2 separate regions of the Homo sapiens genome follow, and region 1 is linked to region 2. A link is an interaction called in ENCODE POLR2A ChIA-PET data of the cell type or tissue named here. Cell type or tissue: A673. All regions are shown on one strand. Links, peaks and the distances in the headings refer to the core of each region. The heading gives the core; the rest is flanking DNA.

Region 1 (15,926 bases), core at 5,212-13,211, 290 kb before region 2:
TCAATTGTACATTTCAAAATAGCTAGAAGGGAATAAGTCAAATGTTTCTAGTATAAAGAAAAGACAAATATTTCAGGTGATGGATATCCTAATTACCTTTACTTGATTATATGAATGCTTCAAATTATCTCATGTACTCTGAAAATATGTACATCTAATAAGTATCAATAAATATAAATAAACAAACAGAAGCAAGTGTTGAACTACCAGTTTGTTATAACTGCCAATCAAATGTGCCCTGGGACAAACTGTGTCTGCCATCACCTGCCACCCCCATTCCAAGTACTAAATTGCACTATAAAAGCAGGACTTTTAACAGGGTCAGCTGTAGCATGGGTGCCCCAGAGCCCTGCCCCCAGTCAGGAAAGCTCTCAGGATTCACAAAGACTCCAGATGCTTCCAGGGTTCAGCATTCTCCTCTGGGAACAGGGAAGGTATCGCCAACCGCTTCAGCCCTCAGGGAGCTCCTGGTTGAGAGGGAACAGCCTTTCCTATGGTTAGGTGCAATCACAAAGAAGATACTAGTGCTCTAACAGGTTTTGAGACTTATGTGTGCCAGACCCTGTGCTAAAGTCTTATTGACTCTTCATAGCTGTTGGAGGCATGTGTTGATAATGCTCACTGTTTTACAGATGCTTAAAGAAATTTGGTGTCTGTCAAAGCCTCTAAGGATAGGTCTTATCTGCTGCCTTCCTTCCTCCTCCGTGCAACCATTCATTACCTCTCTGTCCTCTTGCTCACTCCTCTTTGCCCTCCTCATGTCCCCAAGCACTCAGGCACACTCTTGCCCCAAGGCTGTTGCTGTTCCTGCTGCCTGAACCTCTCTTCTTCTTGATGTCCATGTAACTGGTCCCCTAGTTCTCTTCAAGGCCTTCCTCAGTGTCACCTCTAACAAGATCTTCCTTGGTTACCCAATCCAACATTGCAATTCTCATTTCTTCATGTGCCCCTTCCCTGCTTTATTTCTTTTTATCGCTCATCACTATCTAACAAGGTATATATGTGACCTATTTATTTTGTTGATCTTTTATTTTTTCACAGACTGGAAGAGCCAGGGATACAGAGTTTTTGTCCTTTTGTTCACCATTGGATATAGTTTCTTGAACTGTGACTAGCCAATAGTAGGTATTTACTAAATATTTGTTGAATGAATAAATGAATGAATAGCTAAATTAGTGATAGAATAAATTTGCTAGAATTTTCTCTCTCAAAGATAACAAGTAATGTGGTTCAAATGTATAGTCAGTCTACAGGCTATGCATTAATCTTCCAAGCCAAGGGCCAGGTAGTCGGTAAGATTTGCACTTGCTCTTTAAACATGATAGGTGTTGGTAAATTGCTCAAGGGTAGAAAAGGCAAGGCACTCATGAGGGCATGGAAGCAGAGAGACAGCCAGGCACATCCTTTTCTCTACTGTCCTGGTTTGCTTGGGAATTTGCCTTGCCAAGCATCTATTTAAGACAGCGTTATCCCATATCCAGTCATGGGTGTTTTATGCTATACAGCAAAGCCCTTTCAGAGCCACCTCTGGACATGTAGTTGCCTAGCAAATAACCTTTCCATCTTGAGTTCATAACTGATATTTGAATGTGACTGGGCATTTCTAAAATTAAGCTTTTGATCCTGGAAACATTCACAGCTCTACTAGAGAAATTGTCATTCTTTCTCTACTCCTCTCTCCACGTGCTTGTTAGATTTTTCCATACGTTGTTTATAATAACTTTTCCTTGTGGTTGAAGATAACAGATTTTTGCTTTTAATTCAAGAAATGTCGTCTGCTGTAATGTTTTGCAACATGATACTTTCCAAGTTTCAAAGCGAGCTTGTGTTGTGGGATTGTGTTTTTGCATCTGAAACTGTAGGGGTGGTGATAATATCCCGATCTACAGAGTGCAGATCCTCTGCCCTTCCATCCCTGTCAGTGTGTTTAAGGGAACGTAAAGGATTTTTCTGTCATTGTAATTTAAATTCAGAAGGAGTCTATTTGTATGGTAATCATGAGCTAAGGAAAACAGTGTTTCATTTCTCTCTGGGATTTGTTTTCTGACATCTTCACATTCTCTACTACTTTAACCTGGCAACAGCATATTAACAGCAATTCATACTCTGTATTTTAACATGTAGAACAGTACCCAGAAGATTAATACATGATGAGGAGAAAGAAGTAAGAAGGGAGGTTGAGGCCATAATTAATTTTGCTTTCATGCACCATATGCTGGTGTTTTCTGATCTTAACTGAAATTAGGGTCACCACTGAGTTTTCAATATTTAAAAAAATGACCGTACATAGTGAAGCACAAATAAAATTGCCCTTCTTTTGAATATTAAGCTTCCAACTTGGGGATGCAAATTATATTCTTGTTGTTTGGATTCATTATTTTTCAATGAGGCTCTTTTAGTGGGTGGGGAACGGGGGCTACCAGTGAGAACAATCAGAAAGAACTCCGCTAACTAACTGCTTGTTGGCCTGCCCTGAACAGTGGAAAGATGAATAGTTAAGAGGCTTCTCTCCCAATCTAAGTAATTACTGCATGTTCTTGTTTTAAATGAGAGAGTTGTGAGGCTAGGGGTTATATCTTCAATCACCCCAAATGACACCTCCTTGTTCACAAAACGAATTCAATTAGATTAATTTCCCCAGATGATCCTATTAGGTGAGACGATTCACATAATACGTAAGGTCTCTTTAGATCAAGGGTCTTATGCTCAGACCTTATGCTGCCTACATGAGCAGATAGGTAACATTAGGGAGTGAAATGTGGCTGGTCATCGAGCTGCTTCTCCCAAGAAAGCAGGGCATTGGCTTTGAAGTTCTGGCTGGAAGCTTTACTGTAAACCAATAAAGGTGGCCAAATAGCCAGTCTCACCCTGCCTAAAAGGGGGCAGCCGCTATTTAATCCCAACAGATGATTGACTCTGGAAGGTTGCCCTGAAGTTGCCATATTGCATTCTTCAAGAGACTCTACAAAGTACTGTTTTCTTGTGAAATCCCCTGATTATTATACATGTTAGTTCAAATTGAAAAGAAGCAATATTTTGTGCCAGCCAAGCAAAACATGCCTATAGCCTTAAAATTGGCAGGTCTGGGATCAAAAAGAGAATAAAGGGAGGCTACATACGGCAAGTGTAAAACTGTAAAATGTAATAAATAAAACTAATAAAATATGTTCTGTCTTCCAACTTTGACAGATGTTCAAACCTGAAAGACCAGGTTTGAAATTTTTAGTTGTTTCAGCCCTCTGAGTACCAGCACGAGGTAGAGGGAGGAGAGCAGGCCCTACCTCCCCTGCTTCTGCCCTCTCCCCTTCTCACCCCCAGCTGTGTACCACATGCATGTATGTAGAGACCCCAGGCCCACACTCTGCTCTGTCCCTCATCAACAGCCATCCTTCTGCCAACCTTCTGCCCTGGGTAGTATGAGGCACGGGCTGCCCTAGAGATAATGGATCATGTGAAGAGACCCACTTGGCCCTGAAACAGAGTAGGTGGGCATTTGAGCAGATAATTTCAGAATTCCTGGAACTAGAGTTTGGTCTAGAATCTAGATTTAGCTGATGTGTGGAGGGCTGTGCAGAGGCTCTGGGGGGCACATCTCCTTGGCTTCTTGGGCTCCTGGCCCTGTGTGGAGAGGCATGGTAAAGGAGACAGGTAGACATCTTCGGCCTTGGCTGGAATCTACAAGCAGTACTAGCTTGAGCACTTGATTTATAGAATATTTGTTCCAGATGAGACCTTAGAGTGTTTTATTAATCCCAAGGCCTCAGTATACGCAGAACGATCCTGTCTGATGAGAAATAGAAGAATTACAGGCTTTTTAGTCAGATATATCTGAACTTAATCCATAGTCCAGTCATTTACCATGTTGGTGACTTGTTACTTAGCTTCCCTAAGCCTTGTTGTGCCCCTCAGGAAAATGGAGATGAAGTGGATTTTATACTGTCGTATCAAGGGCTTTTATCACCCGTTATGCTCTTGAGACCTTTGAACAGTGGGTCATCCTGACAGAATACCCTCCCTAGGGAAGGTCTATTCCATGTGACTCTCTCTCAGGCACAGTTGTTTGCTTAAGCTCTTCTGATTAAATACAAGGACATTCTTAGGCTTCCCTTTCAGTCCTTGAATTATCTTTTTATTTTTCATAAGAAAAGGGAGCAGCAAAGAAAGGAAATTCGCAAAATGATGTTGCTTAAACCTCAAAAAGTTCATGCCTTTTCCCTGAACTGATGATGATAACTTTTCAAATTTTAGGGCACTTATAACAATTTTCAAAGCATTTTGTAATTTTAAAAATTAATTTGTACAAAGTACTTGGCACATAGATTATTGGCTAAGTTTCCCTAGAAACCTATAGCAGTGTAACTTTTATGAATCACCTCAGTAAAAGATCTTTCTGAAAAAGTCTTTTGTTTTGCTTTGTTTTTGACTTGGGAAGGTAGGGAAGAAGTGAGAGAGGGGGTATTTTCCTTACTAAGTGAAAAACATATTTTAAATGTAATTTAAACCAAAGCTTATCTGAAGTGATAAGACTGGTTATTTGTGTGGAATTTAAAATTTAATAAAGAAGTGAGAGAAGTTGGCATTTGCAGTTTTTATTGGCCAACAGTGTCAACCATGTATTGTTGGCATCAAGCTTATATTCTCTTATTTAGTATATTAAGTCAATTGATTAAAAGCAGAAAACCTGGCTAATTAGACTGCCAAGATCTTAATGTTAACTGTCAGATTCTAAAGCTATATAAGCCTGAAAACACCTTTATAGATTACTTCTTCTGGGTGCCAAATGGTTCTAAATGCTGAAAAATGTCATAATTGTCCCCCCTTCTTCTGAGAAAGGTAATAGATACTATTGGATATCCACTTCCTTACAGACTCATTCACATTTTTTCTTGTCCTGGATAGTATCCCCACTATCAGGGCGTTTTCATTTAGGGCCAGCAATAATCCGTATTTTGATTCAAGCAGAACTAGTTGTAGATTACAATATTTCAAGCCAAGGTTCCCATTCAAACTGTTTTCTGCTGCTTTAATCATAAAGGAATCATTTACTCTTACAATGCTGGAAATTAAGGATTTATTTTTCACTTACCACCATTTTCACTGGTATTTCAGCAGTCATTGAAGTACCTTTCTCTCCTCTTCGGTTACATGGCCCCATTGAGCTGGAAGATGGATTATGCAGTGAGACTCAGTTTATGGTAGAGGAAGACATATGACAATGTTATGACTTTGGCATTTACTTAAGGTACAGGTTGATGATGATGATGATAACTTATATCTTGGTTTATCTTTGCCAAACATACTTAGCATTCATTATTTAATGCTCACAATAACACACTGAAGTGATATTATATAATGTGGCATTATATAATCACTCCAAGTTTGTCATTGAAGAAATTAATGTTTAGAAATCTAACTTGCCAGAGTCAGTTAGTAAATAGAAGAATCAGGACCCAAGGCCAGATTCATTGACTCAAGATCCTGTTTTTTTGTACAATACACCGTGGATAGAGAGATTAATGATACCCAACATTTTTTAGTAATAGGAACGCTTTACATATATACTCTCATTTCATTTCATTCCAATAAGCCAGAGGAGGGCATTATGATTAGCTGCATTTTATAAACAAGGGTACTGAAGCTCAGAGAGTTTTAGAAATGGGCCATAATCACACAGCCTGTAAATGGAAGAGTTAGGATTAATCCCACTTCTGATATACTCTAGAGCTTGTAGAGTCTGCATTGTCTCTTGACCTGAAAAGGGAAAAACTTTCAAGAATTAAAAGCCAATTTTTGTTTTAAATCACTTTAAATGGTATTTCACAGATAATGCTAAGAAATTAGGCTGTAAAAGAAATGTCAAGGTGTATGTATTTGAGTTCCCCAAGCAAAATTTCCAAAAGGGGTCTTTTTTTCACATATATGAGCATTGTGTACTGTATTACCACTCAGTTTAAAGAAATAGAACACCAGCCAAGAGAGAAGAGCCAGGAAGCTGCTCACTGTGATGTTGTAAATGTTCAGTGATTAGAGTGGATAATTATTGATATTATTTTGTAATTTATTTTGCAGAGGATATATCTATCTGCAGATTTAAATATATATACTGGCTCAAGATGCAGAATCTTTTCCAGGGAAATTTTCATAGTTGTCCTCATTCTAAAACTGCTGTCTTGTGACTTCATTGCATTAGACTATGATGACCACTGGGAGTATTGGCCAAATCCTCCTCCCTGCTGACCTGAGTAGCCTCTCTGCAGAGTCCCCTGCTAAGACAGTCATTCACAAACAATAGGTGGCCATTGCCAGCAATTTGAGCACAGCAGTCCTCATACTTGGCAGCAGTTACCAGCAATTGGCAAGCTATTACCCAAATCTCCTGCCAAGTGAAAGCTAGGACTTTTAGAATTACCTTGTTCCTTTCACCTGGTTGCCACATTTATCTTTTTTTTTTTTTTTTAAAAGAGAGTGTTTTGTGTGCAAGTGTACTTCTTTATAGGCTTCATGCTAAAATGTCCCTGGCATGGGTATATTTGGGTCTTTAAAGTGCTTAGCAAAAGGAGTGCCCTTCCATATTGAAATGCAAATCTTTCCTTGGGTATTAAATTTGATTTGGAAGCCCTCTTCTTCTTGATTTATTGATATCACCTTGAAATCACACCATCCTCAGTCTTTAAGCATCGCCCAGTCCCCGTATTCTGAACTATCTGGCCAAGATGAGGCTGAGTCTCAGACAGAGTGTTGATACCTGTCCACCCATTATTCTTCACAGCCCTGATCTGATCCCTGTGAGGCAGGGCTGAGCTCCAAAGGTTAGTTAGAGACCAATTGGAGGTGAGCAAATACCTCAATTACAGCAGGTATCTGGATCCTGTCTGAATTTCACCTTCTGAAAGAACCTGTAGTAGAAATACAAGGTTCAAACTTGCATTCTCTAGGGCTTTCTAAATCTCTCTACTCTGGGAAAACTATTCTGTAAATGTCTATCCATCTTGGTTGCATTTAAAATATGGGGCCTCATTCTCCTCTGCCTTCCATCTGATTGCAACTTGGGCCTAGGTGATCTTGGTCCCATGTTTTTTTTGTTTTGTGTGTGTGTGTGTGTGTGTGTGTGTGTGTTTTCTCATCAATAAACTTTTCTTCAAGCCTTCTGCTGAAATTTGGATTAACTCAATTTTCATAGACCCTGCAGTTCAACCTTCTGTATTTTACAATGACTCCTGCTATTGTAGAAATAGAAGACAAGTGAGGAATCTTTCCTTTTACAATTCTGTATTATCTTAAAACATTCAAAGAAACCATTTCTTACTGAAACAGCTGTACTTGGTTATGTTATTAGAGGAGACACACTATGGACTTATTTTGACAGTGAAATATATTTAGACTAAAATTTTAAATTACTCATCTAGCTAAGGTGTGTTGCTATTCCATAATACTTCTCAAGTGTTTTGTGTTTCAACTTTCGGGTTTCTTTAAGAAAACAAAAACAAAAACAAAGAAAACTCCATCAAGTTAGAATAGAATGTGAGAAATTTGGTGTATAAGATAAATCTGTCTTTATGTTTCTCCAGGCAAATAATGTTTTATACTAGAGCAGGCTTCCTGCCTTTGGTATGCTCAGATAAATTAATTTGACTGTTTATGATGTTATTTAATTTTCAATAATTATTCAAGCATATATAACCACAGACATCTATGTAGTAGGCAGATGGATCAGCAATTGTGCATGTAATTAGAAATAATCCTTGAAATACAAAAGTAGATTTTAATATTCAGCATCTAAAAAATTGCTAACATTACAAATTGCCCATACCCCGTGGTTGCAGCCAGTGATGTAAAAATTTAAATACAAGAATTCAAATGAAAATTTCTGCCTTCTCAGCATCAAGCAGTTATTGAATAACAGTAGAAAATCATGGACAAGTCACTTAAAGAGACACATTCTTTCTCTCTTAAAATAAAGATTTGATGTGTTTTTAATGAATTACAATGTGAATAAATAAATTGTAAATAATTTAGATTGGAGTGCTCTTTGTAAAAGTCACATACTCACATGGAAAATATTAAATGGGAATTATATTAGTAAATACAAGCTCACTTTTCAAAATCTTATAGAGAAAGAAACAAAAAATATTCTATTTTTGGTTCTTAAAATGTATGCTAGAACTTATATTTACTATTGCCAATAAAATAGGGAATGTACTTTATTCATTTTCTGTTGAGAGAGAGGGAAAGATGAAAATGAGTTCATATGGTAAAATGAGTTATGATTTTTAGATTACTGAGTTCTGAATTCAAGTTCATGGTCTGCTATTTACAAGATAAATAACAAAGCCTTTAATCTTAAAGTCTCAGGATTTGTTGACATTTTTGCTGTAATGCCTACTGTTTATGTTTAGCACTATCTAACATGGTCCCTGACACTTTCATAATATCTTAAAAACTTACAGTAAAAAGAAAAAAAAAAAGAATTGTTAGCCAGGCATGATGGCACGTGCCTGTAATCCCAGCTACAGGGGAGTCTGAGGCAGGAGAATTGCTTGAACCCCAGAGGTGGAAGTTGCAGTGAGCCGAGATCGTGCCACTGCACTCCAGCCTGGGTGACAGAGTGAGACACGTTCAAACAAAAAAAAATAAAAGAAAAGAAAAAAGAATTGGAAATATGGAAGGAAATAGAGGAAATATGGAAGGAAATAGAGGAAGATAGAGACAGAAAGAAAAAAAAGAAATTGAGAGACAGAAAAACAAGAGCACTTTTCAGCTTCTTCTCATTCCTAAGCCAAAAAAACAAAACAGGTTTTTCAAGGAGTAATATCACCACCTTATGGCCTTTTACAATAATGCTGCGAAAAATTAATATTCCAGTTGTATTTTTGCAACTATAAACATCAATTCTTTACTCTTAGATCAAAGGTCACATCTTGTTCATATATAAGATATTTTCTATCTTTTCTTTTTGAAGTAATAATAAGCCCAATATCAGGTATCACAAATGTTTGCAGAGTTCCTGCTTAGTGCCAAAAGATGTATCTCACATCTCTACTTCATTAGATACAAAGATGAATAAGGCACAAGTATTAGCTTCAAAGAGCTTAGAGTTTGGAGGGCTGTTTCTTCCAGAAAGAAGGAATTCATGGCTAGTGTGTTCTGACATTGGGTTCTGTAGGTTACCGGGCATCTGTTCAACTTTAGAATGTGAGAAGGCTGGTAGTACACATTAAAACCAGATGTTTCTGTGCAAAACAATGAAGGAACCTGGGCCTTGGGCCCTTGGCCACACTGGGAGCAGACCTAAACTCTAGGGAGCATTGATGGGAAAATTGTAGACATAAATTCTAGAATCTCCGTCCCTTCCTTCCTTCCTTCCTTCCTTCCTTCCTTCCTTCCTTCCTTCCTTTTTCGTTGTTTCTTTCTTTCTCCCTTTCTCTCTCTCTTTCTCTCTTTCTTTCTCCTTCCTTCCTTCCTTCTTTCTTTTTTCTTTCTTTCTCTTTTTTTTGAGACAGAGTATCACTCTTGTTGCCCAGGCTGGAGTGCAGTGGTGCAATTTCGGCTCACTGCAAGCTCTGCCTACCAGGTTCAAGTGGTTCTCCTGCCTCAGCCTCCCAAGTAGCTGGAATTACAGGAGCCCACTTTTATGCCTGGATAATGTTTGTATCTTTAGTAGAGACGGGATTTCACCATGTTGGCCAGGCTGGTCTGGAACTCCTGACCTCAGGTGATCTGCCCACCTTAGACTCCCAAAGTGCTGGGATTACAGGTGTGAGCCACCGTGTCCAGCTCCCTGTTTCTTTGTTATTGTGAGATGCAGGGCAGGATAGGATTTGGTTCAGGGAAGAAAGAAAATGAATGGAGGAGGCCGGGCGCAGTGGCTCATGCCTGTAATCCCAGCACTGTGGGAGGCCGAGGCGGGCAGATCACAAAGTCAGGAGATCCACACCATCCTGGCTAACACGGTGAAACCCTGTCTCTACTAAAAATAGAAAAAATTAGCCAGGCGTGGTGGCAGGTGCCTGTAGTCACAGCTACTTGGGAGGCTAAGGCAGGAGAATGGCGTGAACCTGGGAGGCGGAGCTTGCAGTGAGCCGAGATTGCGCCACTGCACTCCAACCTGGGCGAAAGAGTGAGACTCCATCTCAAAAAAAAAAAAAAAAAAAAAAAAAAAAAAAAAAAAAGAATGGAGGAGTTGGCAGCATTAACTGTCTATTTCAAAGCCATTACTAGAGGGGATACTGTAGAAGTAGGGAGCAACCCCTGGCTTAGTGCATGAGATCAATGCTGGTAGCAGTTATAGCCTAACTCTAATACCAATTTTGATCTCACTTCTTCTAAACATAATGTAAAAGTCAGGAGTATATTCTCTGCCCCGCTTTTGTGCCAGGCCTTATATTGTCTATTGCCCATACATGCTGGTTACAGGCAAAGTCTCCTTTCCTTATGAAGAACCGTGTGCTATCTGTGTCATGGTGCGTTGTTGCCAGTCTCTTTGATGGCCATGTGCACTGCTGCGCTTGTCACTACAGAAGTGTGAAGCATCTTCTCTGCAGCTTCTGATCCTGCCGTGTCTGCTGCACTGAAGCTCATAATCTGCGAGAGAAGATGCCACTGGGGATTAAAGCGCCAGCAGCATCATTTTATTCATTTGTCTGACTGTGCTAATTTGCCAGTATCTTAGGAAGAAAATACTACTACAGAGCAATGGTTTTCAATCCTATGGTCATGACAAAAGCTTTGAGACCACACACACCCACTATACACACCAATCAACTCTTGTTTCAATTTTTTCCCATTATATCTAGGACTAGTTGGTGCTTTCAATTGAAAATTTGCAGGTACTGCAAACCCAGAGAAAAATGTTCTCTTCCTGGAATATGAGATAACTTGATGAGATGATGCTGCGATTCTGTGATTGTCACTACAATAATGTAATAGGGATTGTATTGCAGCATTAACGATTTCAATAGCTGAGTGGGAAATGAGAAAATATGTTTCCTTTGGTTACGGTTAGTAGTAATATTATGTAACTTTGCATTGGAAATAACTTAAACTGTGTGCCTTAAAATTAGTTTTAAATTGAAATGGGAAGCTGTGGTTATTTGAAGATGTTTTTCTTTTTTATTAAGCCAAGTGCCCTCTGGGATAACAGTTTGCGTACCTCTAACTCCTGGGCCAAATCTAGTTTTTCTTTAAGGCTTGTATTGGTTTGTTCATTCAGGTGTGTCTAGGCCACCTTCTGGTCATTTCCTTTTCAGCTAACACCCAGAGCCAAGCTCAGCAGAGAACTTGCTCTCTTATCACTGCCCCTTTGTGCCTTGTGTCTGAGCAGACAAGGAAAGCAGTGGCCTGTGTTGACTAATCCTGGCAGCTACTCTTCTTCCTCAAGACTGGGTCAGAGCCCTGCTCAGTCATTGGCAGAATCAGCAGGATTCACAGACTCATTCCAAGGCTTTTATGCAGTTCTGTGTTTTTAATGAAAAACACACAAACACACATAAAATTACCACACTCACCACAGACCTTACATTATGTCGTTCCTTTCTATAGCCTATTGGTTAAGAGTGTGATTTTGCATTTATATCCCAGCTCTGCCACTAGTGGCTTGTGACCAGGCAAGGTAAGCATAAACCTTAACAGCCTCGGTCTGCTCGGTTTAAAAATAGGACTGATAATAGTACTGTTTATTGTGGATTACGGTGAGTGTTATATGAGGTCATGAAGGAAACAGTGCTTAATTCAGCACCTGGGACATAATAAGTGCTCAACAAATGTTGGCTATGATGATTGTTTTATGAGTTTGCTCATAGCCAACTCAGTTTACTGTAGAGGGCTGCACTTTTCTGGAAACCATATCAAGTAAAGGCTATTCTCCTGTTCTGCATAACCTGGAGGAAGAGGATTCAAGGTGACTTATATCCAGGCTCTTCTTTTAAATTTTTGCTATTCTTTTAGCTGTTATCTACCAGACTCCTGGATGTTTTCCCACCAGTCACGTGCCCTGTGCCTTGCTTGCCGTCATCCTCTCTGTCCTTGCCCTCACCATTTGTCTCAGTGCCTACAATGCCTCCATGGGTCATTTCCATCTAAGTCATTTCTATTCTTCAGCCCATTTCCTTGGCAAAGATGGTATGTTTTTATCAAGTCCTATTCCTGACACTGAATTCTCATAATCCTTTGGTTCTCTTTTTCTGTTTACATGCCTCCCTACCCATTGAAAAGCTGTGGTGATTTGTTAATTAATTCATGTGTTCATCTTCTGATATCAGAAATATCTGTGAGGCCCTACACTGAGCGCGGTACTCTCCAAGGTGCTGGAATACTACAAGGAACCTTTGTTTCATGAACATGCTTAAGTTTCCACACGCAATTTATCATGCTGTAACTCTGGGTCCCTGCAGTCCTTGGTTGTAACTGCTCTTTTTAGGCTGCCAAGCCCACCACAGGAGAGAAAAAGGTCACAGAATTGCTAATCAGCTCCATTACATATTATTCCTCGAAAATGCTCCATGATTGCCCAATTACAACACTCATAACACCCTAAAATGTAACGTACCATTTACGTATCTGTCTCCCAGCTCTGCCCTGAGCTCCTGACACTGCCTCATTTGTTTATGCCCCTGATCTAAACCTGGCTTAGAGTAGGGATTCAATGAATATTTGTTGAATTCATATCAACTCATTCATATCTTGTTTTCAGCTTTGTAACTGGTCTCTAACTTCTGCTTGGCAAACCCATTTTTCATAGTTTTCATCTTTCTTTCGCTATCTATTGCATTCTTCCCTGTTTCTACTTGAAACTTTTCTACTTTCCTGTACAGCCCCTCCTCCATCTTCACCTTCTGCAGAATAACTTGGTTCGGATTTTATGGAGGATGTTGACTCCATCTGACGTAAGTTTCCTGGCCTTACCATTATGCTGCTTATTACCTTCACGGTACCTCACTACCACCCTGTTATAGGAGCCAGAGAAGTGACCTCAGGTCTTTCCGTCTCCCAGGATTCCCCTGCACCTGTGACTCCCACTGTGCCCGGGCTGATGACTTGTAATAAAGCAAAGACTTAAAGAGAGTTTGTTGAATCCCTTTCCAAGGAGCTGTTCAGATTACTTACCTTAGACTGACAAGATTTCGTGGTGCAGTGGCTCCATACATTGTATCGCCATGTCCCCACTGCTGTGACCAACTCTCAAGCCAGAAGTCAGCCAGATTTCTCTCCAGTTGAACCCCAGGCCACTGATCTCCTTAGCTCTGACCTTCCCAAGATGAGGTTGGTCCATTCTTGATAAATTCTGTATCAGATTCTGTGCCCCACCTGAATCCAGCCATGCTGCAGGTATAGACTGCAGCTCTCTGCCCCAGTCAGACTGTAGGATGCCTTTAAATTCCTGAGCATTAGTGGAGGTGATAAAACTTGCACTTTTGTCCTGATGTGGAAGGGAGGAAAATGAAATCCTGTGATGTCTTAAAATGTCCTGAAATCTTGGCCTATGATATACTAGGAACCTAGAAATGTTCTGAATTTAATAAGGAAAATAAAAGAGCCAATCCTCTATTCCTGAGGGCTAACTTATTTGGAGTGAAGATTCACCAGGATTGCCTTTGACAAAATGTGAGCCTGAAGGCTCTTGCCACATATTATATGAGCCTTATTTTGGAGTGGCTTCTTTTATTTGGCCAGGCTAGATATCTCCTGTTATCACATTCAGGCATTTGCTGCTGCCCCCTGGTTTGTGAGACATGCTTAGAGATATGAATCAGCCTATAAAGCGCATCTTTCTTTAGGAAAGTCCTGGGCTTGCCAGGCATGCAAAAGACTGTGATCCCCAGGAGAGCAGAGGGTACTTTCTGTCCTCACAGAGGCACTTAGTTGTCAGGATGCTTATTCCAGGAAGCTTAATTACAAACCACTGATAGGAATTTATTTTAGTAACTATAGAAAATGTTTATTTAGGTAAGAGGGAATTTTCCATTCCTGAAGATAAGCTCTTGCTTAAACTAGCATTCAATTACTTTTCAAGTGGTCTCAGAAGCCAAAGTGTGAGTGTGGTATGTGATAGATTCATATGTGCACGTGTTGTGTTTATGTGTGTGTGTGTGTGTGTGTATGCACGTGTGTGTTTAAGCTGCTGAGTACTTAAAACCTGCTTTAGTATTGTGATGGTTATTTCTAGTAGGAAATAAGGCTGTCCAATTTATCTCTGGCACTGAGCAAGCCCTATTTGTCTCTGGCATGAAGCAGGCTTAGCTCATCTGGTGCTGTCTCTGGTTATCATACTACTCAGCAGGGGTAATTTGTTTTGTTTTATTTCTGTCCCGAAAGGTAATTAATAATACAAGGACAAAATTGTTTGTGTAGTGTTTTTATATTTTTGATTACCCAAAGAAGTATTTTTCAGGAGCCTTTCCAAATAGCTGCTTTGCACCTGGCTGGAAAACTGTACTCCTCGGCGACAAAGAGCTAACTTTTGGAACCCTTCCAGGGGTCCAATTCTTTACCTTCATTCACCTCTGAGCCCCATTCAATGTGGGTCAAGGAGGATTTTTAGAGGGTATTAATATCAGTGAAAAGTCTTTGGTGCATAGTAACACTGAGCCAGAATGATTTTCTGGCTTCTGGCAGTGATTTAAAGAAATCCTTTGGAACGCTGTTACATGCTAGGTGTCCTGCTAAGTTCCTTCTATACATCTTACTTAATTGTCACAACAACCAATAAGGTTGCTATTACTATTCTCCATTTAAGAGGTGAGGAAATTGAGATTTATGATAATATAGTATTTAAAACATGCTTTTTGTTATTTGTGTGTGCATGTATTTTTTTGGTAACAGTTTAATTAGATGTCATTCACATACCATACAATTCACCTATTCAGATTGTTCAGTTCAATGGTTTTTAGATATATTCAGTTGTGCAACCTTCACCACAATGTATTTTAGAACACTTATATCACCTCAAAAAGAACCTTATACCCTTTAGCTCTCTTATGCCCTGAGCCCCAAGCAACAACTAACCTACTTTCTCTTTATATATATTTCTTATGCTGGGTGATTGTTTACTTATTTTCCTTTTTTTTTTTTTTTTTTTGAAACAGGGTCTTGCTCTGTTGCCCAGGCTGGAATGCAGTGGCATGATCATAGCTCACTGCAATCTCGAACTCCTGGATTCAAGGGATACCCCTGCCTCAGCCTCTTGAGTAGCTGGGACTATAGGCATGCACCGCCATGCCCAGCTACTTTTTTAAATAGTTGAGAGTCTCACTATGTTGCCCAAGCTGGTCTTGATCTCCTGGTCCCAAATGATCCTCTTCCTCTGCCTCCCAAGCACTGGAATTACAGGCATGAGCCACTGTGCCCAGCCCTTATGCTGGACATTTCATATGAATTTCATGTAAGTGGAATCACGTAACATATAGTCTTTTGTGACTGGTTTCTTTCACTTAGCATAATGTTTTTAAGGATCATTTGTGTTGTGTGTATCAGTATTTCATTTCTTTTTATGGCTGAATGTTGTATGCATACATCACCTTTTGTTTATCCATTCATCAGCTGATGGACGTTTGGATTGTTTCTGTCTTTTGACTATTAGAAACAAGGATATGAATATATATAAGTTTTGTATAGATATATATTTTCACTTTTCTTACAAATATATCAAGGAACAGAATTGTTGGAGCATATGGTTACTACTCCGTGTTTAATTTTTTGAGGAACCTCCCTACTGGTTTCCAAAGTGGCTGCACCATTATACATCCCACTATCAGTCTATGAGCATTTCAGTTTTTCCACACACTCCTTAAAACTCATCTGACTTTTTGTTTTTAGCCATCATACTGGATGTTAAGTGGTATCTTATTGTGATTTCGATTTACATTTGCCTAATGGCCAATGATGTTGAACATTTCATGTTCTTCTTAGGTCATTGGTATGTCTTCTTTGGA
Region 2 (15,926 bases), core at 3,453-11,452:
GGCAAGGCACCTTTGTGGTTAATTCAATTCAGTGAAGTCTGCAAGTATTTACTTGCTGACAAGAATGAGGTCATACCATCACATCCCCAAATCTCAGCTCATTCTTGGTCTTCCTCTGTCCACCTGAGGAATCAGAAGACACCTATCAGGGATGCTTGTTTCTGTTCCTACTCGTTAGTTGTGTGAGAGTGAAGATGCCAGAGATTTTCAAGCTGCCTGAGAGATGTTCATAAACTGTTACAGAAACATGTAAAGACTTTTCATTTCTTCAGTGTTATGTTTGATGGATAGCTATGCTCTCACTGACAGCATTAATCAGACGTCTGTAATACTTTCAGTAAGGCATTAAATAAACAAATTCCTGAATGTTTAAATTCTTGGCTGGAGAGGATGTTAGAAATATTACCATGATTATAGAATTGCTGACCAGTGTTTTTTCCTAATGAAATATAAAGCTCCCCATTTTTCTTCAAAGGGGGTATTTCTGTCTCTGAAGTCCTGGACTATGAATTATGCAAAAGGTTTTACCTGGTAGTGGAAGCCAAAGATGGGGGCACCCCAGCTCTCAGCGCTGTGGCCACTGTCAACATCAACCTCACAGATGTTAATGACAACCCTCCCAAGTTCAGCCAAGACGTCTACAGTGCGGTTATCAGTGAAGACGCCTTGGTGGGAGACTCTGTCATTTTGGTAGGTACCTGGGGTTGGGGATGGTTCTAGATGTTTGGGACTAGTCATCCACAATAAAGTGAAGAAGAAAGCAAAGTCCGTCTTGGGTTTTCTTCACACTTCCCCCTTTCAGTGTCCATTTGTCCCCAAGAATAGGAGCCATCTTTCTATGGCTCCTTCTGTAATTTGTATATTAGGAAGAGTCTGATAGATTAATTTATATCAAGGTGTTAGTGATTGATAATCACTTATTTCCCAGGAGCATATCTTTTTTGAGAAAATAAAACAGACCATGGGATGAATTTTTAATGATGGCCCCCTATGTAGATGTGAACTTATATGACAGGTTATTAGGTGGCTAGGAGGAATATATTCTTTTTTTCTTTTTTTTGAGATCTGTTGCACAGCATGATGAATATAGTTAATAGTGGTATATTGTACATTTCAAAACGGCTAAGAGTAAGTTTCAAATGTTCTTACCACAAAAAATGCTAGGTTTTTGAGATGGTTCATGTGTTAATTAGCTTGATTTAATTATTCCACATTGTATTCATAAATCATAACATCACTTTGTACCCCATAAATATATGCAACTATGATTTGTCAATTTACAATTTAAAATTATTAGATTGCTGAGGATCAAATAAAATCCCTGTCCCCCTTTCCCCCTACACACACAGACACACAGAGTTGGGCAGCTACAATTTGGAGCAAACCTAAGATTGACTAGCCACTCTTAAAGGAGACTTTTCCAGGGGGAACTCTGTCTAACAGTAAGAACAAGCCATGTATCCTGAGAACACAGATTCTGTTAGACCGCAAATTACATTTTGGAACAAAGAGTCCCCTCCTCACCATCCTTCCCCATCCCTTGGCTGGCAGGTCCCTTCCATCCAAGTCATCTCATTGCAGGATGAGGGTGGAGCCGCTCTCTGCTGGAGGACAGTACATTTCTTATACATCAGAAGTGCACCCCTCAGGCCCACTCTGCTTCCTGGAAAGTACATGACTGTTTCCATACATATAAATTTCAACATCATCAACCTGGAGCAATAGACAGAGGGGCGGTATATTTGCTGTGTGGGAAGGGGAACTTTCTTGGCTTCCTTAACATGGAAATGCATAGGCCTAGAGAATCCCTCACTCAATGGCAGAGACCATTACTTGCAGGATTGGGAAGAAATCAAAGCGTTCCTGTCCATTAGCTTTGGGCTCTAACCATACTGTCTCAAACCCTGAGGAAAATCAGGCCTAACAGGCATCAGGCTGTGGGCAGGTAAAAAATTAACATAAAAATAAAATGGCAGCTGCGGGCCTGGTGCCACCCTCCTTCAGCTGATTAATCATCTCTTCTGCTGGGGGCGTGGTCACTAACATTAGAGAGCAGAGCTCCCGAGAAAACTGTCACAGCTGCACCCATTTAAACAGACCTGGGACCCTAAGAATCAACCTTTGCTGCCTTATGTCATGTCTTTTCTTTGTTTTGCTTGTTTTCCATGAAGCTAATAGCAGAAGATGTAGACAGCCAGCCCAACGGACAGATTCATTTTTCCATTGTGAATGGAGATCGGGACAATGAATTTACTGTAGATCCTGTCTTGGGACTTGTGAAAGTTAAGAAGAAATTGGACCGGGAACGGGTAAGCTAGTTTAGGACAGTTTCCTTCCCATCCACATCCACCACTTTCCTAGAATCAGGGGCACAAGCTCCACGGGTGTAAATAGGAAAGTTCTCCATTCTAAGTAATGAGAGTAAATAAGGATGGGCTAAAATGCAGCATGAAATATTAGGGTTAGACCTTTGATAGAATTTTCTACCTATAATAGATGCTGGTTATGGAGGTTTTAAAGAAAAGATAAATATGTATCTTTCTAGGTGGTTTGAATTTTAGCCCTTCCTAGAGCAAAGGGACAGAAAAATACTTTCAGGGTGTTGGGACCCTGTGATCCTGACTTTATGAGCAACTTTAGCCCTCGGTGAGCAGGTACAAAAAGATCACCTGAAGGCATCTAGGTCAGAAAAAATAGTCCAAAAAATTTCTCTGTCCAAGGTTAAGTGAAGTTTCTAAACATTGTCTTTCTTGACCAAAAAATATTCATCTTCGAAGGGAAATTAAATATGGAAAAGGATGACATGGCAATGATGCTAAAAAGCAGATAGACTCTACTGGGTGATACATGCTCATAACCCCAGAAATATTAACATTGATAAATAAGACAGATCAGCAGTGACAACTATTGCACTGAGCAAAGGCCCAGAGCCTGGGTACTAACCAGGGTGGTTTTGTCCCCCAGGGACGTTTGGCAACGTTTGGAGACATTTTTGGCTGTCATAACTGGGCAGGGGGTGATACTGCCTCCCACTTGACAGAAGTCAGGGTTGCTGTTAAACATCCTAAAATGCACAGGTCAGCCCCCAACAACAAAGAATTATCCAGACCCAAATGTCAGTGGTGCCAAGAATCACCCGGTCTGGAAAATCAAACTAAAGATGGTTGCTCTTTAACAAAGCACAGCCTGTAGCTCCAGTTCCTCTGTGTGTGCACAGAAGGAAGGAAGCGCTACACCTCTTTACTGTCACCTCTTTGTACCTTGGCAGGTGTCTGGATACTCTCTGCTTGTCCAGGCCGTAGACAGTGGCATTCCTGCAATGTCATCAACTGCAACTGTCAACATTGATATTTCTGATGTGAATGACAACAGCCCGGTGTTTACACCTGCCAACTATACTGCTGTGATTCAGGTGAGAAAATCTTGCCTGCCAAGCACTTGTCCCTTTGCATTCAGCTTTCTTCCTCTGCTGTGGTTTACTCATTGTGGTTTATTGCTACTATTACTTAATGTCATCTCATCCCTTCATAGGGCAGGTATGAAAAAGAACCTAGTTCTTCTACCACAGATGATTAATAAATGTGAGTAAGAGCTATTGAGGGGTGGATTTTTTTCAACTGTCAGGTGCTTTATGCACTCTGTCTCTCCCCACAACAACACTGTGAAGAGGGATGGTGGATTGGTCCCCACTTTATAATGGAAAGAGCTAAGGATCTGTGAGGTTAAGTAATTCACCAAAGATCATGCAGCTGGTAAGTGGCAGAGTCAGGATTTGAACTTGGGGCTGTCTTCTGCAAAAGAATTCTCTTTCCCCAGTGGCAGGCTACCTTTAAGCAACTTTATGCTATTCTGGCAGATGACAGAGATTGATACGCATTGTCTCATCAGTCAAAGACAGATTGGGCATCAGGATAGAGCTGGTACTCATTAAAATTAATCTTCCATAAGCAATTTGTTTAACACTTTAAATCCACCTGCTCTTTAAAATCAGACTGCAGGATAGAGTAACTTACTGCTGGTATTCTGCTATAAGAGAGAGTGACTCTTCTTCCCATCTATTTTTTATTCCACGGGCACAGTGCTAGGTACTGAGCGTCCTCTACTTCTCAGTATTTCTAGGAGCTGAAAGCCCAACTTTAGGAGGATCAGGAAATCTAGCCCAGGAAAACTGTCAGTGTAGAGGACTTAGAGAAGACAGAGTGATATGCATGACTTGGAGGGCCACAGGTATTCTAGAGAATTAGTTCTTGCATGATCCAGTTTGGCCTCAGAATCACCCCAAAGGAGTCCCAGGGCTTTGTGGGTGGAAGGTGAAATGTGAGTGGGCCAGCTCTTGAGGGTCCCCTTTGGAATAACATTCAAGAATTTGAGCCTGACCATCCATAGCTGGCCTCCTCAGACCCCAGGGCCACTGAGCTGTCCAGCAATCAGACTGGGAGGCAGCCTTGAAGGAAGCAGCTGTCTGCTGGTTCCCACCCCTTTGTCAGCGAAATCTGATTCCTTCCCTGGTGGTGTTTTGGTTTTCTCCTCCTCTCTGATGCTTTTTCCAGCAGCTCTGCATTCTCACCACACTCCTGCTTCCCCAGAGCTTCGCCCAGAGTCCACACCTTCCTCCATTTCTCTTTCTCTCAGCTCACTCTTCTCCATGACTGTTGCTCACAAGGGTGCTCTCTGCCCTCATGGCCTCTGTTTGCTAACCCCAAAACAAAGTGGGTTTCTCCTACTCAACATTCAGTTTTATGACACACATCAATCAGCTTGACAGACTGTTTTCAAATGCGCAACAGGAGGTCAACAGTGAAAGCACGGAGAGGCTCAGCCCATGAGTGATGGTGGGGCCCCTATCCGCAGGGCAGGCATGTCTATGTTACCTTATACCCTTCTTCTCAGATGCTGACCCTGAGGGCCACATTGTCTCTCTCCCTCTCTTCTATGCAGGAAGCGGCCTTTAGAGAGTAAGCAAACAAATCAGTCAGTGTGAAATAGTAAATATATGTGGGGCTATGGTGGTCCCACGACTGATTCCAGAGGGAGACACTGTCTAGTTTTTGATGACCAAAAGGACACTTGTGAAAAGGAGCAAAATAAGAGGTCTATGCAGTCCTTTTCTCTTTCTTCTTCAAAAAATATGCCTCCTTTTTCCCAACCCTGAATGACGTTCTTATTTCCACACATGGTTTTCATAAGACTAATTCAACACATAAAACTTGACTGGGCCTGCCCTCCAAACTGTAGTGTATCATCGTCTCCATCTCTGCAACCCAAACTGGTTTAATCCTTAGGTCGATGGCATCAGGAGGCCTGAGCTGATACAACTGATTTCAGGCCCAAGCTGTGGTATTGCTGAAGTCTAAACAGAGTAGGGGAAAGGACAGCAATACCTGAGCTACAGAGGATTTAATTTGCCGTTTTCAACGTGAGGATGACCTTTGACCCAAGAAGGAGCTTTGCATTCCCATTTGGGGAAAAAAGCAGAGAAGTTCTGCAAAATAATGCTTATGTAATAGAATCAGGACTTCCAAGAATTCTGACAAAATTAAGGATTCCTGTTCTGTTCATTGTCAAATGGAGGAATGTTTTACCCCGATTCGCTTCCCTAAAGGAACATGGCAAAACCGTGTTCTAGAGAATTAGGTAAGGTATAAAGCCCCATTTTCCACCAGGAATATGCCTTTGTATATTGACTAGGAAGTTGCCAGGATGTCCCCCCAAAAAATCTAATGCTGTGACATTGTATCTAGTGTTGGGCCTCAGCATAATTGTGTTGTGACATGTGTGTGTGAGGAAGTGCCTCCCCATCCCAGTGGAGCTCTTCAGGTCAGCTCGGGCATTGCCAGCTAACCCAGGACAAGGTGCACCCAGCACCATGCTCGGAACCTGTAAACCCAGGCAGCTCCAAGTCCTTGTGTTCACACCAGTAGAGGATTGTCCCATAGGTGGTTGTGGGAAGCAGCCAAAGATAAGGAACATGACACTTACAGACACCAACATGTTTTCAGAAGACAAGGTAATGTCACAGGGAATCCCTTCTGCTGAAAGCCCTGTTTTCTAGCTCAGCACTCTCAGCCTGAAATGATGGTATTTTTGATTTGTTTTGTTTTGTTTTAATGAATGTGAAGAGAAGTGTAATTTTTATCTTCATTTTTACTATATACTCTTTTATGCAGGAAAATAAGCCAGTGGGCACCAGCATCTTGCAGCTGGTGGTGACAGACAGAGACTCCTTTCACAATGGGCCTCCCTTTTCATTCTCTATTTTGTCGGGAAATGAAGAGGAGGAGTTTGTGTTGGACCCTCATGGGATCTTGCGGTCGGCTGTGGTCTTCCAGCACACAGAGTCTCTGGAATACGTGTTGTGTGTCCAGGTATGGCATCGCACTCTGTCTCCGTCGTGCTGTCTTTCTTTCTCATGCTTGTTTCTGTCCCCTTTGGTGGATTTTTTTCTTTGCTGAGTAAGTCAACATAATTCATTACCATGCGGGAATGTTCCCCCTTTTAATCTCAAATTCAATTTCACACCAGTAAAAGCTGCCTCTGTGTGTGAAACTGAACAGGAAGGAAGGGAAGCATCATTGTTCAGGAAGGACATTCCTGTAGAGTATGCCCAACAGATGGTCACTGGGCTTAAATCTGCATTCTAAAAACTCCTGCTGCTTTATGCTATTGCCCATCACATTACCCCACTTGGGACAGCTACCAATCCCTGTCATAAGGGGACTTAGCCATTTCATGCCTCTGCTTGATAGGCCTTCCCCAGTGAGGCAGGAGGGGACCAAGGACTCAGCTGGCAGTGGCCCCCAGCATGTCAGTTCCTCATGTTCATTGGCCTGTGTGACGTAAAATGGGCCAAAGAGGCAAACGTGGCAGGTATGCAGAGTATAGAAGGAGCAGGAAATGAGAGGGCCTCCGAAAGTTCCCATGTATGATTTCTGCAAATACCAAGATTTGGATCCCATCAGGGAAACTGAGTGACTTTTTCTATCCACTGTTGCTTACAGAGGGCAACCTAGACTCATTATTAATGGTGACAATAATAGCAATAGTAATTATTGGTATTGGTATAGCATTGGCTTAAATATACATTGTCTCTTTGGATAAATTACACCTTACTTTACTCCATGAAACCTTCTAAATTAATGACTGCCAGCTCCAAGCACATCAATGAACTCTTCAATTGCCATCTGCTCCTCCAACAATATTGTGTAAATAATTTTATATCACAGGGTAGTACTCAAGGCAAGAAGAGCTTTTCAGTGCCTTCTCACAGAAACTAGGACAGTTTGCCTATCCTCTCCGGATATGGAGCAGATTTCACATCTCAGGTTTTAGAATCTTTGTAAAAGGCTCCCTCCCCCAGTCCCTTGTATTAAACTACCACTGAGTCCTGTGTTTTCTTCCTTTCTTCAGTCACATTCCCATTGCCACTGCCTCACTGTATTCTGCACAGCCCCTTCATCATGCTACTGTGGCAGGAGCCTCCTGGGTGCTTCCTCTGGCTTCAGCTTCATTCTCTTCTGACCCAACTCTTCACCCCTCCCATATTAATCATTCCACTTAGAGTACATCATTTCCCTTAGTCAGGGACCAGCAAACTACAGCCCTTAGACCAAATCCTGCCCTCAGCCTGTTTTTAGCATTGAAGTTTTACTGGCACACAGCCTCCTTCATTCAGGTATGCTCCGTGACTGCTTCCTTGCATAGGACAGCCTGGCATGGTTGTGATAAAGGCTGTAAAACCCACAAAGCTGAAAATATTTATTATCCAGTGCTTTACAGAAAATGATTGCTGATCACTGCCATAAAGTAAAACTATCTGTTGGTTTTCTAGTGTTTGAAAACTTAGGCCCTGCAGGCTGAATTCTGCCCCAGACTTTCAGATTTTGAATTTCAGGACCTTTTGACAGGCAGCACTCTCCAGTCCTTCTCTGGCCACAGGTCCATTCCTCTCTCACCTTATACCCAGCAGCTTCATGCCTTTCTTTCATCTTTCTGGCCTCTGACATGTGAACGGGCAACCTCTGGCCTATAAAGTCTAAACTTGTCACTCTCCTTTGAAGCACTCCACAGTTTGACTTCAAGTTCAGTCTCATCTGCTAAAGTTATATCCTTCTCCATGAATTTTACATTCCAGCATCTCTTGTTCACATCATCCATCAAATAAAGCATGTGATGATGGCAATAATAAAAATAACAACAGATGGACACAGTGGCTCACACCTGTAATCCCAGTACTTTGGTAGGCCAAGGCAGGAGGATTGCTTGTGCTCAAGAGTTCAAGACCAGCCTTGGCAACATAGTGAGGCCTCATCTCTACAAAAACAAAAACAAAAAAAAAGTAGCCTGGTGTGGTGGTGCACACCTATATTCCCAGCTACTCAGGAGGCTGAGGTGGGAGGATCACTTGAGCTCAGGAGGTTGAGGCTGCAGTGAGCTGTGATTGTACCACCACTGCACTGCAGCCTAGGTGGCAGGACGAGACCATGCCTCTAAATAAACAAAACAAATAAACAAATAAAAATAACAATCACATGAAACATCAAGTACTAAGTGTGTCTATGGATTAGCCTTGGGTTTAGTGCTTTGCACTGACTCTCTTTTAATCCCCACAATAGAAGGACCCTGTGAAGTTGATGCTGCTATTTTACTCATATTAAAAATACAAAAACTGAGGCTTAGAGAAGTTAACTAACATACTCAAAGCCAGATATGTAGTGGGTGACAGAGACAAGATTCAAACTCAGGTCTGTGTGATGCCCAGGCACCGGCTCTTTCACTGGCTTCCACATACAAGGACACATCTCTCCCCAGATCCCACCTGGTCTGCAGGGTTCACTGCAGCTCCACATCTTCAGATACCTGCTCCATAAACCCAGCCCATGGGAATCTGCCCTTCTCCTGAAGCTCTGCACTACTGAATACCTCCACCTTGCATGCGATGGGTGTTCAGTAAAGACCTGTTGCCAGAGTGGATGTTCTGTTCATTCTTACACATGGAAGGAAGAGAAAAAGGGTTTTTATCAAGCTACTTAGCTTTTCTTTTCAGTGTATTATATTTTATTTGAAACCTTACCATGATATAATTCCCACTTAAACTATGTCATTTCTTAAATATGCAGAAAGGTGCTATCTGGGTCCAGTCAAAAGGAAATAATCCAACAGAAAACAGAAATTTCTCCTCCAAGTGGAAAGACCACTTTATGAGGTTTCCCCTGTGGTTGCTGCATACAATTAAAACAAGCTCAGCCTGTTGTGGGCATGTTGAGTCTTGTAGCCCTCTGTCCTCCTTCTCTCTTCACCCCAGCCGGCTTTATTGTGTTGATACATTTTATTGTCCATAACAGAGTGTACATATGGGGATAGAAGGTGATAAATCACTCCTCTTACTTAAACGCACATCCTCAGCATTTTTCAGAATAGTGGCAAGGAATGAAGGAAGAAGCAAACGTAAAGGTACAGACGTCTTCTATCTGCGGGTTTTTAAAAACTTACTATGATTAGTTTTCTTCCTTTGTTGCCTTTTCACCTCTTGGTTGTTTTAGGCAAAGGATTCAGGCAAACCCCAGCAAGTTTCTCACACTTACATCCGCGTGCGAGTCATTGAGGAAAGCACCCACAAGCCCACAGCCATTCCCCTGGAAATTTTCATTGTCACCATGGAGGATGACTTTCCTGGTGGGGTCATTGGGAAGATTCATGCCACAGATCAAGACATGTATGATGTGCTCACATTTGCCCTGAAATCGGAGCAGAAAAGCTTATTTAAAGTGAACAGTCACGATGGGAAAATCATCGCCCTGGGAGGCCTGGACAGCGGCAAGTATGTCCTGAATGTGTCTGTGAGTGATGGTCGCTTCCAGGTACCCATTGATGTGGTCGTGCATGTGGAGCAGTTGGTGCATGAGATGCTGCAGAACACTGTCACCATCCGCTTTGAAAATGTGTCCCCTGAGGACTTCGTGGGGCTGCACATGCATGGGTTCCGGCGCACCCTGCGGAATGCAGTCCTCACCCAGAAGCAGGACAGCCTGCGCATCATCAGCATCCAGCCCGTGGCAGGCACCAACCAACTGGACATGCTGTTTGCGGTGGAGATGCACAGCAGCGAGTTCTACAAGCCAGCCTACCTGATCCAGAAGCTGTCCAATGCTAGAAGACACCTGGAGAATATCATGCGCATCTCAGCCATCTTGGAGAAGAACTGCTCAGGGCTGGACTGTCAGGAACAGCATTGTGAGCAAGGCTTGTCACTCGATTCCCACGCGCTCATGACCTACAGCACGGCTCGCATCAGCTTTGTGTGTCCGCGTTTCTACAGGAACGTGCGTTGCACCTGCAATGGTGAGTGCAGTTTTGAGTGTTCCCTCTCAACTCCTGAGATTGTAGGAGTAGAATGAGTTACCATTCCAGCATGCCTGCATTCAATCATTCGTTCAACTAAATATTAAATGATCAATTACTGTGTGCCCAAAAGCCATGATAGATGCTGGGGCTGCAGGAGGTACAGTCCCATGTAGCTGTGCCTAAGTGAGCAGCACAGACAGACAAACAGGCGAGCCTATTTTATACATATTGTCAAGAAACATACAAAGTCCTGTGGAGGACCCAGCCGATAGGGATTTCCCCAAAGGGAGTATCCTCTAGGTAGAGATAAGGGTCAAGTAGGAATCAGGGTAGGGGAGGGAGAGCCTTCTAGGCAAGGGGCAGCTTGCATGAGGAAGGCTTAGGGGCATAAGAGGAACCTACACTGGGGATGGAAAGAGCTTTCCTCTGGCTGCAATAAGCAGGGCTGGGATGTGAAATAAGGCTTGAGAGCAGGCCCAGTCATCACACAAGGGCCATTAGCCAAGATGAAGAGTTTAGAAATTATCCCAAGGCAGTGAGAGCCATTGGCTGATGAGAAGCGAAGAAATGGCAGGATCAGATCTGTCTTTCACAGAGGGTGTGCTGATTGCAGAGGGGAATGGATTAGAGGAGGCCAGGCCAGAGGCAGGGAAACAAGTTAGGAAGCTGTTGCCAAGGGTAAGGGCAGTTCGATTTGCTTCAGTGAGAAACAGAGGCCAGATGTCCAGGAGCACAGTCAAGGGATGGATTCAGCCCTCAGAGTGGCAGGGAAGGAATGGTTCATGTTTGTTGATGTAACTGGAGTCACTGAACTTTGACCTTTACTAGTCAAAGCCATAGCTGCACAGAGTCACATGCCCGTAGTGATCGATGAGAAGCATTGCCCTCTCTCTCTTTTCCTCCGTCTGACATGTGGAGCCATAAATTCACTGCCCCCTTCTAAGAAAATTGCAGCCAGAGTTTTTCTAGCCAGTGTGAATTTGGTCCAAAGGGACCATGGCCAGAGGGAGGCCATTTGTAAAACATCCTTTAGGTAATTGGGGACAGGCAGGGCCCCGGCCTCTTCCCTTGCAGAAAGTTCTTGGTTGCAGTTTGGAGAATGAGCTCATCACAGGGAGGCCCTAGGGGTCATAACTCCCTCTGAGAGACACTTTGACAGGCTCCAAGCAGCCCATCAGTGTGCCAGCTGCTCTCTGTGGTATCCAGTGAATTCTGTTTGTGATTGCATCAGGTAGAAGCAGGGATGTCCAGACTTGTTTAATATGTAAATTAGCTGCAAAGTAACTCAAAGCATGCATGCTAGGTGAAATGCATTTCTGGCAGATGTCACCAACATGCAGAATTTATGAATGCCAGCTGTCTGGGCCTTATCTAGATTTCCTTTGTTGACAAACTGATACACCAAAGCTCTGCTAGGGTCTGTATGCGGTGATTCACACCAGGGTTCAAAACGGGTTCAGGACAGGACAGGGTAGACCCTGAAGACGAAACTATACCAGCTAATTAATCCTTGTACTCTGAGAACTCATTTATTTCTGAAAAAAATCTGTGAAGGCAGCAATGTCCTAGGCACTAAAGATTCAAAGCAAAAAAGATACAGTTACTGCCCTTAGGAGCTGACAATTGTAAAGTCAGCTTGCAAGCACCTACTTGCTGTAACAGTGCTACAGTAAATGCTAGGGCATGGAAGGGACAGAATCCCTTCTATGGTCAAAGGAAAGCTGTCTGCAGTATCTGTACACAGAGACCACCAATGTGCTAGGTCTTCAGGGATGACTTCATCAAGAAGAGACTGGGGTGGGAGCAGGGAGCAGACTGAATAATTCTTTAAAAGAAGGATTTAGAGGAGTGGTTTTGATGGAGATAGAGGGGTTGCTCTTGATTTTACATAAGACACTAATGTCTTAAATGCAATATGTTTCAAAGTGATGTTTTGGCCCTGTTCTCTAGTCTCCATAAACCTTTCTACTCCCAGTAAATTTAGAATGCCAGAAGGTTTTGTGAGTCAGGCCCCAGCCATCCCAAGAGGAGGCCTTCTGGGTTTGAAAAGCCAGCATTTGCTCAAGAAGAGCTTTGTGCAGAGTCAGGCCAAGCTCTCAGCCTTTTCTCACCTTCAAGTCACTCTTATAATTAAGCTATAAAATGAAATTCTAGATTTTAGTGGTAAAGGAGCTCCAAAGGTCATCTAGCCCAGCCCTATCTTCAGCAGGTGATACATGATAATCTTTGTTTTATAGATGTGGTAGCTTTGTGCCTTGCCCAGGGCCATACAGCTGATGAGAGTAGCATACTGATTCAAGAAAGGGCCCTCTTGGGCCCCTACTTTATTATCTGCATCTTAAGAACAGGGACTCTTCCTTTTTAAATGTGAATCATAACCTCAGTGCTATGTACTGTATAAGAATCCTCAAATATAGTCATGCATGGCATAACAACGTTTCATCAACAAGGGACCATGTATACAGTGGTAGTCCCATACGATTATAATACCATATTTTTATTATGCCTTTTCTATGTTTAGATTTGTTTAGATATAAAAATACTTACCATTGTGTTACAATTGCTTACAGTGTTCAGTACAGTAGCATGCTGTACAAGCCTGTAGCCTAGGAGCCATAGGCTGTACCATATAGCCTGGGTGCATAGTAGGCTGTGCTATCTAGGTTTGTGTAAGCGCACTCTATGATGTTTGCACAATGACGAAATAGCCCAACGATGCATTTCACAGAATATATCCCCATTATTAAGCAATTCATGACCGTAATGTGATTTTCCTAGCAGAATGATCGCCAGCCTCACAATACAATCCCAGTAAGGCAGAAGTTCTCTCAGACTCCTGTGTGCATGGGGCTTACTAAATGCCCATTGCTGAGCCCCACACTTAGATATGGACAGTTGGGGTGGAGCCTAGGATTCTACACATGTAGCCTGGATGACTCTAATGTTACTGGTCAGGAAACCAAACTTTGAGAAATCACACAGCAAGATAAAGAGGAAAGCGTTTCCTCCAGGGGCAGGAGCAGGCTCTTTGTTTTAATAGCAATAGCTTTCTCACTTCTAGAATTATCTTTCAAATAAAAATACAACCATGAATTGTTAAGGTAAGCGTTAGGCATTTTTAGGCATTTTCTTGTTTATTGGAAAGGAAAAATAATTGAATTCAATAAATGCCCCTCCCCCCAAACACACACACACACACACACACAGACGTGCACCCACAGGTGCACACACTCACATGCAATTAGTATTGGCTGCTCTTCTGTTTACTCTAGGAGGTCGGCAGATTCATTAGATGGAGTTTCCCACCACTTGGTGGAATAATTAGCATGATAAATAGAGGTAACTGTCCACTCTGGGCTGTGTAGTAATGTATAGACAAATTTGGCCTCAATATTCTATCCTCCTCCCAACTTCCAGCTCATCTTTTTCTCATACAGAGAGTTTTTGGTCCAATTATCATCATTAGCATCTTGAACCAAAATGCTGAGTTGTTTTAACAAAATGAAAGCAGACTTGAATTTTGGTGCCAAATAAGCTTATTAGACTCCAGCTACAAACAAGCATCGTGTCTGAACAAACTTCAAGAGATACAAAGGTCTGATGTTGTGAGGTGGTTCCTGGTGAACTTCAGAGGTGCAATGAACATTATCACTTCAGTAAGAAAGACTGACACCAACTTAAATTAATTGAGGATGATAGATGTCCTCGAGCCCGTATAGGAGATGTGCAAGAGAAAGGGGTGTCACGGCAGCCTATGGGGCCTTGTTGATTGTCCATTTTTGAAAAATTGCATTCAAAAATCTAATACATAAATATATCAAAAAGGACACACTTGTCCAGTTGGATGGACTGCCAGTGAGACCATCAGAGTTTACAACCAGTGTGTTTATGGGTGTGGTGGAAGAAGTGGATGCCTGATTTGTCAAGTCTTTATTAAGAAATGTAATATAGAATGGAACCTAGTGCTCCAAATGAAATGGATGGAGTGTTTGCCATGGGCGAAGCCCTGCGATGTACAGAAATGAGTCAGACACCAGCCATGCCCTCAACCAGTGGGGGATGGCACTGTCATAGGGTTTGCTCAGTGTATAAAGAGGAATCACTGGAGGTGGTGCTGCCTGAGCAAGGTCTGAAAGGATGCCTGGAATTATCTAGGTGACCAGGATAGGGGATTCCAAACCAAAGGGCATGAGAGCCAAGGCATGGAGTTAAGAACTGGTGTGCAATTCAGTGCACGGATCGAGGTACGGACAGAGAGAACAGATAATGTTTATCAAGCCATGACCAGTTCGCATGCTGTTTTTCACATACATGTAATTGCATTTAACTCTTACTATAATCCTAAAGAGTAGGTCTCATTAACTTTTTTCAAAAATTAAGGAAACCAAAACTTGGAAAGGTCAATTGACTCACTCAGAATCACAGAGCTACAGAGCTAGTCAATGACAGAGCCAGGATTCATCCTTGACTCTCTTATTCAAAGCATTTTTTAACCACAGCAGCTTACCACTTCTGCACAGATTTGAAAGAAACTCAGAAGTTTCCTAATCCAAACTCCCACCCACAGCAGACATCCTATTTTCTATATTCCTGGCATAGTAATTCAGCCAAAGTTTGAGCACCAGTACTGGGAGCTCACAAGGCAGCACTGAGATGATCTTCTGCCTTATAGCACACCAGGACCTCTCTCCTTGTCACATCATCTAGCTGTATCCCTCAGAGCCACGCAGACCCAACCTGGCTAACCCTGCTTCTACAAGCTGCCCTCTGGATAACTAAGGATAATTGTTATGACCCTTTGAATCCTCTTCCTAGCCAAACACAAGAAGTTCCTTTGCTCCTTGACTGTAAACAAATATGTGCTGTAAAAAGTTATAGATGGTGTTATTGGGGCACGGAGGAAGCATAAAGGAGGGAGTTATCAGCTCTACTTGGAGGAGTACAAGAAAGACATTGGAAGCAATGAAGCATGTCACAATAGGTCTTTACCAGGTAGAGGATGCATTTTAAGCATCCTTTTGTTTACTTATTCTCTCAGCAGTTAATTGAATACTGTTTTGCACCAGGCCCTGGGTGGGGTGCTGGAGATACAGTGGTGAAAGAGGCTGATGTGATCCCCATTCCCATGGAGCATGAAACAGCATCATGCATTGGGCAAATGACAGAGAGCTCAGTGGGGTGGGTGGTAAGAAGTCAGGACAGTCCTTCGGAGGGATAAGGTAGGATAGGTAAAGCAGGCCTGCTGACAGGTGGCCACTGCACTTCTAATAAGCACTGTAAAATAAAATGATGACAGCTTCTGTGAGGTAGTCAGACACTTAAAACATGTTCGTGATGTGTTTTTATATAGCAGAGAAGAATCTGAAATTGGGTTTGCACTTTGGCCGGGGTTTGCTAATGCTAATTTTCTAAGGAGAGAGCCAATCCCAGTGGCTTTGAGTAACCCTCAGTGTTGTCTATTAATCTTAACAGGTTAACTCCCTACAAACTGGGAAGTTTCTATTTTTCATTCATAAGAAATACACCTCGGCAGATCCCTCATCTCCAGTACGCATGAGTCCCACATTGCCAGGAGAGGTGTGGAG

What was found. ChIA-PET counts read pairs that join two places held together with the same protein. Peaks named below come from ENCODE experiments on the same cell type or tissue, not always from the same donor. Only the 100,000 strongest peaks of a DNase experiment are listed, where the experiment ranks them.
Region 1: POLR2A ChIA-PET joins it to region 2 with 22 read pairs; 2 of 35 experiments call an interaction of 5 or more read pairs at or near these places.

Annotation. Positions count from the first base shown.
Region 1 is chr11:92,544,330-92,560,255 of GRCh38, forward strand. The region is part of intron 3 of FAT3 (FAT atypical cadherin 3); the gene reads left to right. Among named protein-coding and RNA genes, the nearest start is that of FAT3, 330 kb to the left of the region's middle. RefSeq lists enhancers at 5,837-6,411, 6,412-6,986. In A673, for the core only: a CTCF peak has its summit at 8,844; DNase peaks (open chromatin) are centred at 8,822 and 9,242.
Region 2 is chr11:92,834,395-92,850,320 of GRCh38, forward strand. It overlaps FAT3 (FAT atypical cadherin 3), which reads left to right. Exons shown (of 28, transcript NM_001367949.2): 15 at 476-690; 16 at 2,172-2,309; 17 at 3,269-3,412; 18 at 6,168-6,365; 19 at 9,540-10,338. Among named protein-coding and RNA genes, the nearest start is that of LINC02746, 73 kb to the right of the region's middle. RefSeq lists an enhancer at 4,390-4,890. In A673, for the core only: no CTCF peak of the experiment used is centred there; a DNase peak (open chromatin) is centred at 9,287; H3K27ac peaks cover 1,476 bases.